Linked DNA regions of Homo sapiens: region 1 is linked to region 2. Evidence: chromatin contacts called from ENCODE Hi-C or POLR2A ChIA-PET data. All regions are on one chromosome and are shown on one strand. Each heading gives the region's core, a stretch centred on a gene start or an enhancer-like site at or near the end of the contact. The rest is flanking DNA. Distances are from core to core; before and after follow the strand shown. Region 1 holds the start of MCCC1 (methylcrotonyl-CoA carboxylase subunit 1). Region 2 overlaps ATP11B (ATPase phospholipid transporting 11B (putative)).

Region 1 (4,264 bases), core at 1,379-3,878, 190 kb before region 2:
GCCTCCCAAAGTGATGGCGTGTCCGAAATTGGTGGGTTCTTGGTCTCACTGACTTCAAGAATGAAGCTGCACACCCTCGCGGTGAGTGTTACAGCTCTTAAGGCGGCGCGTCTGGAGTCTGTCCCTTCTGATGTTCAGATGTGTTCGGAGTTTCTTCCTTCTGGTGGGTTCGTGGTCTCACTGGCTCAGGAGTGAAGCTGCAGACCTTCGCGGTGAGTGTTACAGCTCTTAAGGCAGCGTGTCCGGAGTTGTTCGTTCCTCCCGGTGGGCTCGTGGTCTCGCTGGGCTCAGGAGTGAAGCTGCAGATCTTCGTGATAAGTGTTACAGCTCATAAAAGCAGCGTGGACCCAAAGAGTGAGCAGTAGCAAGATTTATTGCAAAGAGCGAAAGAACAAAGCTTCCACAGCGTGGAATGGGACCCGAGCAGGTTGCCAATGCTGGTTTGGGCAGCCTGCTTTTATTCTCTTATCTGGCCCCACCCACATCCTGCTGATTGGTAGAGCCCAGTGGCCTGTTTTGTCAGGGTGCTGATTGGTGCGTTTACAATCCCTGAGCTAGATACAAAGGTTCTCCACGTCCCCATCAGATTAGTTAGATACAGAGTTTCGACACACAGGTTCTCCAAGGCCCCACCAGAGCAGCTAGATACAGAGTGTCGATTGGTGCATTCACAAACCTTGAGCTAAACACAGGGTGCTGACTGGTGTATTTACAATCCCTGAGCTAGATATAAAGACTCTCCACGTCCCCACCAGACTCAGGAGCCCAGCTGGCTTCACCTAGTGGATCCCGCACCGGGGCTGCAGGTGGAGCTGCCTGCCAGTCCTGCGCCGCCGTGCGCTCGCATTCCTCAGCTCTTGGGTGGTCGATGGGACTGGGCGCCGTGGAGCAGGGGGTGGCGCTCATCGGGGAGGCTTGGGCCGCACAGGAGCCCATGGAGTGGGTGGGAGGTTCAGGCATGGCGGGCTGCAGGTCCCGAGCCCTGCCCCGTGGGAAGGCAGCCAAGGCCCGGCGAGAAATCGAGCGCAGCGCCGGTGGGCCAGCACTGCTGGGGGACTCAGTACACCCTCCGCAGCCACTGGCCCGGGTGCTAAGTCCCCCATTGCCCGGGGTCAGCAGGGCTGGCTGGCTGTTCCGAGTGCGGGGCCCACCAAGCCCACGCCCACCCGGAACTCCAGCTGGCCCGCAAGTGCCGCACACAGCCCCAGTTCCCGCTCGTGTCTCTCCCTCCACACCTCCCTGCAAGCTGAGGGAGTGGGCTCCGGCCTTGGCCAGCCCAGAAAGGGGCTCCCACAGTGCAGTGGGGGACTGAAGGGCTCCTCAAATGCCACCAAAGTGGGAGCCCAGGCAGGGGAGGTGCCGAGAGCAAGCGAGGGTTCTGAGGACTGCCAGCACGCTGTCACATCTCAATGGGGGGTTACAAGACATGAGCCACAGCACCCAGCGTAGTTAATATTTTATTTAGAATTTTTCCACTGATACTTACATGTGAAATTGGTCTGTCGTGTGTGTGTGCGTGATATCTTTGTTGATTTTGGTATCAAAGTTATGTTTACTTTTTAAAAAGAGTTTGGAAGACTTCCATCTTTTTTGTGCTCTGGGACAGAATTAATAGCATTTGAGTCAATTACTCATTTGTGTGGAATTTTCTTGCAAGACATGGAGGGCTTTTGTAACTTTTAGGGGTGAAGGTGAAGGTGAAAGTGGGCCATGGTGGTAGCAAGGATAGTTCTTTGATAAACTTCTCTATTTTTTCTGTGGTAACGGTTTGCTTAAATTTTGTCTCTTCCAGGATCTATTTTGATAAATTGTATTTTCTTGTAACATCATCCATTTCATCCAGAGTTTTAAGTTCACTTGAAGTTAAGCAAAATTAGCATCTTACAAATCTATAATTTGTTTCCTGTGTCTGTGATTTTCCCCTGCTTGTTTTTTAAATCATGTCAAATGTGCATTTTTCTCTATTTCTGATTAGATAACTATTTTATTTTTTGTGAACCTGTGGGTTTATTAGTCCTTTGACACTGGTTTCCTGAATTCATTTATTTATTCCTTTATCTTCCCTAATTTCTCCCTCCTGCTTTCCTCATGAAGCATCTACATGTAGTGTTTACAGTTTCTTTATTCTCTAGATGTTCCTCAGTTTGCTCTTTGACTTCCTCTTTTTCCCAATAGTCAGTTAGAATACCTGTTTTAAGCTCAGGTGGTTTAAAGATTTTCACTTTAGCTTATTTATTTTTTCATCCCTGAGAGCACTAGAGAATTGTGTATCCTGCTGTCCATCCGCATTTGGCTTCTTCCCCAGGGTTCTTCTCCCAGAAGGTGACGAGAGCGAAGAAACCCCACGGGATGCAGGAAGAAACAGTGACAGGCAACCAAGAGGGGGAGGATGGAGAAAACCCTTGCCTTAGTCAGAGCAGGCCCCAGGGGACGCAGAAACAAAGGCCACACCCCCACGAGCACGTGGCCAGACTGCCCAATCGTCGCTACTGAAGCCGGGCTCTGGTCTTTGATTGGTGTTCGTGGAGACGCCCTCACATTCTTGGATCAGCCCAAAGGTAGGCTCAGGCTCCGACGGTGGCCGGCGGGGGTCACGAGGCTTCGTAGTGGAGGAACGGGTTTGGCGTGTGGGACGCAGCTGCCTCTGTACTGGGGAGTCACGGAGTGGCCGGGCTCCAGGGACATGGCGGCGGCCTCTGCGGTGTCGGTGCTGCTGGTGGCGGCGGAGAGGAACCGGTGGCATCGTCTCCCGAGCCTGCTCCTGCCGCCGAGGTGGGTGGAGGGGCCATGGCTCAGTGGGCAGAGGCGGGAGCGAGGGGTGCACGGACCCGCGTGAGCGGTGGGAGGTGCGGCGGAACCCAGGGTCGGTGTGGGGAGGACGGTAGGAAAACCCCAGGCACTTTCGGAGGGGTTCTGCCGGCAGTCACGGCGTCGGGAGGAAGACATCCCCACCAGCCCTTCCCTTTCTCCCCGCTTCCGCACATCCACGCTTCAGCGCGCCTTTGGCTTCTGTTTTTCCATTTCTGAGGACTGGGCCCGCCATCCTCCAGGCTCCCCTCGCCGTCGCTGCAGCTCGTAGCCGTTTACATCGGGCTTTCGCAGCACCCCTTAGGTGGGAGCGTTGTTATAATCCGGTTCCGGGGAAGCCCAAAGGGATCAACGACTTCCTCAACGAAACACAGCTAGTAAGAAATGGGGCCGGGATGCCCTCAAAGCCATTTTTCAGTTCAGCTGTGCCCCATCAGGTGTCCAGTTCAGAGAAAGACTCCTGGAGTTCCTTCTCATTGTTAGAAGAGTGAAGTTGTCAAGAAGAGCAAATGTACCTTCCACAGAGCTGGGAAATTATTTTGTCAAAAACTCTTGTACCCAAGTTTGAACAACGCTATCAGATGACTCAGTCTAGCTCACCTGACTCCAGCTCTGTTTCAAATTTTGAGCTCTAAGCTTTGGTGGCAATAACTCTGGCAGTGAAAAAACCCTCAGGCTTGTAGATAGCTTTGCTTCTTTGTCTTCTTTTGCTTCATCGTTATCATCCTTCATCATTCTGGAAAGATTGACAGTTTAGTGTTCAAGGGCACAGACTCTGCAGTCAAGGCTGAGGTCTTAGTTAGCTACTCACTAGGTGTGTGACTTTGGGTAAGTTACTTAATATTTCTTCTTTAATTTCCTCACCTTGGAGATGATACGAGTACCTTGGGTTGTGAAAACTAAATGAATTAATTCATGGAATGAGGTTTAAGCACAATCTGGTACATAAGATCAGTCTATAAATGCAAACTCAACCATTTATATGAACGTTTGCTTGCTTTTATTTTCCAGAAATATTGTAGATGCCCTTTTTAGTTACTTAATTGTAGGAGTGCCCCAGAGAAACATAAGAAAGTTGTTGGAAGTTGGCGGGGCGCGGTAGCTCACGCCTGTAATCGCAGCACTTTGGGACGCCGAGGCGGGCAGATCACGAGGTCAGGAGATCGAGACCAACCTGGATAACACGGTGAAACCCCGTCTGTACTAAAAAATACAAAAAATTTAGCCGGGCGTGGTGACACGCGCCTATAGTCCCGCCTGTTAGTCCCAGCTACTCGGGAGGCTGAGGCAGGAGAATGGTGTGAACCCAGGAGGCGGAGCTTGCAGTGAGCTAAGATCACGCCACTGCACTCCAGCCTGGGCGACAGAGTAAGACTCCGTCTCAAATAAAAAATAAAAAAATAAAAAAAAAAGTTGGTGTAAGTAATGTTAATGTTCTTCTTGTTCTTCTGGTTTT
Region 2 (3,923 bases), core at 744-3,243:
GCAATTTTCACATAGCCCTTGAAAAGCACCAGGTAGCTTGGTGTTATTATATGACTTTATCCCCTAGAAAAGAATGAACAGGTCTGAAAAGACCTTCTAGATTATTCACATGAGAAAAAGGGTAAGAAAATAATAGTAACCAATAATATAACCTGTGATGTTGGAGAAACCTGGAAGGGCATTTATAGTCTAATATGATATTAATTACTAAGTTAAACATTTTATTAGGAGAATAAAAAAATTCAGAAAAAAACAATATGGCGCAATTTTAAGTGAAAAGAAGTATAGATGATAATAGCTACCTTCAAGAGAACATGTAAAAGTAAATTCAATAACTCCTGGGGCAGGTTCAAAAGAGGTAATGCTGCATCAAAATGGCTATGTAAAGAATAATGGGGGCATATTACCATAATCGATATCAAGAAAATGGATATATGTATATAGCAGAAAAAATCTGGGGCTCATTTAAAATTAATTCTAGTTTTAAAAAAATCATTAACAAAAACGTATATTGTCATTAAAGAGAAATTTCCATTGAAGGAGAAGTTGAAAAAATTCTGTAGAGGTTCTATTGTATCTTAGTCTAACTCCTATCTTGATTCTGTGCAATGAAGCTATGTTATTAGGTAAAATAGTATTATAAATCAAGCTCTTTGGGAAATTTGCTGGCCTAGGTACATGACAGAGCCACATTTTATAATACAATTATGTAAATCATAACAAAGTCCCAGAGTTTAAGTGCTCATCCTTCTACGTGGAATGAAATTACTACAAAATGGTATCACAGCATTATGGAAATATTTCAGATCACGTTATAATCAAGTCAGAATAAACGGGGATTGAAACCACAGACATTATGTTAACATAAGAATGCTATTTATAAATTCAATTGTATCATAAAGGCATGGCTAAGCTAAAGCTAAAGTGAGAACTAACAAGTTCACCAGTAAAAGTTACCTGAATTTTATAACAGATGAATGATATCATACTCATCATTTTTTTAAAACACAAAGCTAACCAAATAATAAAAATCCTTTTTCCAGTAGATAGGAGTAGTGCCTTCTTCACTCTTTATAACCTGTTCCTGGGGTAATTTCCAACCTTTTCCAAGCCCTGGCACATGTAGAAAGTGCTAATATTCATGTAGCACATTTGGGACAATGGCAACCAACATCTCTCCCTGCCCATTTGTACCTCCATGCATACCGTGTACTGCTGCCCTGATTTTGAGAATATGGTATCATTCACCTAAAGAACACCAAGTGTGGAAAAAGCTCTTTCTACCCCCTAACATCCTCTAAATAGTGATATAACTCTTGGGGAAATGTATGAATAAATAAATCCATTGCAAGTTTAAATGAATTTTAAATGGTGTTTACCAAAAGGTGTTTTTTTTCGTTATGGTGCACAACAGCAGGCATGGTGATAAATCTCATTCAAGAAACAGATTTAGGAGGGGACAAAAATGCTAAGATTCTTTTACTCCATAATTTAAAAAGCCTGTTCTAACTCATACACTTTTAATTAGGCAATAAATACCAAGCAAAAGAAACTTAAAAATCATGACTCATTTCAAAACTTCATTACAGACATAAGAAGAGGTAGGGGAGCAGAAATACAGCCTTTTGTGTTTATAAATACCTCAAAGCCTCAAATAACCAACTGGAAAATATACATACAGAGTAAGAAAAGGAAAGCCTTTGACTTCACTGTTATGTTGAGATTATTTTGTAAAGACAAAAAGCAAAAAAATTTTAAAAAAATAAAAAGGAAATAGTATATGTATAATTTAAAAAAGAAAGTTATACAAACCATAAAAGAGTACCATAAACACACTCCTACTGAGCACATTTTAGAAAGATTATGAAACAAAATTTTTTGTTCATTAGATGAAGTCTCTTCAAAGGTGCTTTCTCTTCCTTTGTGAGTGAAAAAGCCCTTACCCCAAAGCCACAAAGTGAAATCTACCACCAAAGAGTGCTAATAAATAGCAGACTTCCTGCTTCAGTTGGTAAAACCAGCTGCTGATTTATTAGGTATCTAGAGCGGCAGGTTCATCCTGTTCCAGATAGGATACTCATCTGCAGCAAAGGCTACTTAGAGAGATTTCACACCTGCTGATGTGGGTTGGACTACATCTTCCTATAACTCGTTCCAGCATTCTTCCAACAGATGCACACGCTGCTTCTCCTTCCGGGAAACAGCACATGGAGTCCAAGCACTTGATACCTGCATTTGTTTCAGTAAGCTGCGGGAGGTGAAGCAGAAAACATCAGTTGTTTAAAGATATGGACTTCTGAAAAGCATTAGAACATTACAACAAGCACTTTCAAATCAAAGGTAACATATATAAACCTACATGTTTTTCTATAATATGGGAAACATATGAAAGGCTTTAATTTACTAGAGTATAACCATCCAAAATTATTTTAAAGCCTTGTATCCTAAATTAGAGGTCTAGTAAAATAATTATATAAATTAAGAAGCTGGATATTATGTAAATCTACTTTTAATGTTTCATTTTAATCATTTATTATGGTCAAAATGATTTCCATCAACCACTCAGGAATGTAATGAATTCCAATTCTGCATGGAGTTTTTCTTTAGGTGAAATGCTCCTGCAATTTCAATTAAAAATGTCTAGCCTGCAATTTCAATGAACAATGTCCAACAATTGAGATAAGTGGAGTATGAATTATCTTTAAGACTGGGAAATAACAATCAGGCAGGACCTCACCCCAATGTTCAGTAACAACAACAATGGCAGCAAACACTTTACGTATGCTTTACTATGTGCCAGGTTCTAAGCACTCTACATAGATCCACTCCATACTTATCTTTGAAAAAAGCATCATTTATCATAAATTGCTAAAAACTTTTAAGTGGCAATCATCCCATCATCAGCTCATCCTGCTTTGTAACAGTTAGCTGACAGTTTAATAAATTAAAATTTATTAAACAAGTGAATAAGTAGTACTATCAAGATTTGAAACTGAATTACTTTCTGAAAGTATGCAAGATTTATGTTGATTCAGGCATAAATAGCCCAGCAAGATAATTTTATTCCACACGACTAACAATTTTAACTGAGTAAAAATGAGGGGGAAAGATGGTATGACCACGTAGCTCGATGAATCCCAACCCTGGTTTTGTTTGTCAAAGATGCTCCGAAATTTTTCAAGGGCTGTTGTTTTAAAAAAAAAACACCTTATTTCAATTCACCTTCTTTTACATATATAACATCCTACGTAACACATCTTTTGAGGATAGAGAAGGAGAATAAATACAGGGCTGCACTTCCACGAAGGTTGGGAATCACCATGTGCTGGGTGCAGGCAACAGAGGATGTTTGTGGAGATGCTCACAATGAACAGAAGAGACGGACGTGATGGAACAGAAACCTGGCATTCTGAATGTAAACAACTGCTGATGTCCTGCAAGATCCATGCTCAGAAGATTCAACACCACACAGTGTGAAACAACATGGTTCTTATCTGGCAACTGCCTGATGACAGTGTCCTAGGATCAGCTAAGCACTGAGAAAGAGCCAAACTTGACTTGTTCTTTCGTTACAATACTCTTGGTTTAGAATTGTTTAGGGCACAGTTTCTTAAACTGTGTTTTGTAAGATATTTACAGACATTTCATGAAAAAAAAAAAGGGGGTCAGTGTTCAATTAAATTTGGGAAACACTAATTTAACAAAGTTCTAAACAGACTTTTAAAGTAGAGGACTGTGAAGTCAGGATACATGGTCATCTCCATGGGGGAAGCCTGAGATATCATAATTCTCCACTCATTTTCTTAGTGGGAGAAACCATACACCCCCACCCACCAACCAGCAAATATTAAGCAACACCAGGAGGATCATTCATATTCAGAGGAACAGTTTAGGAAATGCTGGTTTAGGTAACAGGATTTCAT

Evidence for each region. Hi-C counts contacts between places; a loop is a spot of excess contacts on that map. ChIA-PET counts read pairs that join two places held with the same protein, here RNA polymerase II (POLR2A). Pooled maps may share reads with other maps.
Region 1: a map of OCI-LY7 shows a loop between it and region 2 (2.6-fold over the local background). The contact joins the promoter of MCCC1 here to the enhancer-like site in region 2. A Hi-C loop is called at or near these places in 13 of 168 maps with a recorded cell type or tissue (CD4-positive, alpha-beta memory T cell, GM12878, IMR-90 and 9 more), 30 of 37 single-sample maps with no recorded cell type and 19 of 50 pooled maps. POLR2A ChIA-PET finds 5 or more read pairs at or near these places in 9 of 52 experiments (AG04449, BJ, WTC11 and 6 more).

What each region holds. Positions count from the first base shown.
Region 1 is chr3:183,097,860-183,102,123 of GRCh38, reverse strand. MCCC1 (methylcrotonyl-CoA carboxylase subunit 1) reads left to right here and starts at 2,628. Exons shown (of 19, transcript NM_020166.5): 1 at 2,628-2,772. The coding sequence starts at 2,684. RefSeq lists an enhancer at 2,563-2,702.
Region 2 is chr3:182,912,186-182,916,108 of GRCh38, reverse strand. ATP11B (ATPase phospholipid transporting 11B (putative)) reads right to left here. Exons shown (of 30, transcript NM_014616.3): 29 at 2,115-2,248. Among named protein-coding and RNA genes, the nearest start is that of DCUN1D1, 66 kb to the left of the region's middle. RefSeq lists a silencer at 1,928-2,067. Within about 2 kb of position 1,993, at least 5 of the 41 ENCODE cell types and tissues checked have a DNase peak (open chromatin) inside an H3K27ac peak, as active enhancers do; they include GM12878 and OCI-LY7, where a contact is called at or near this core.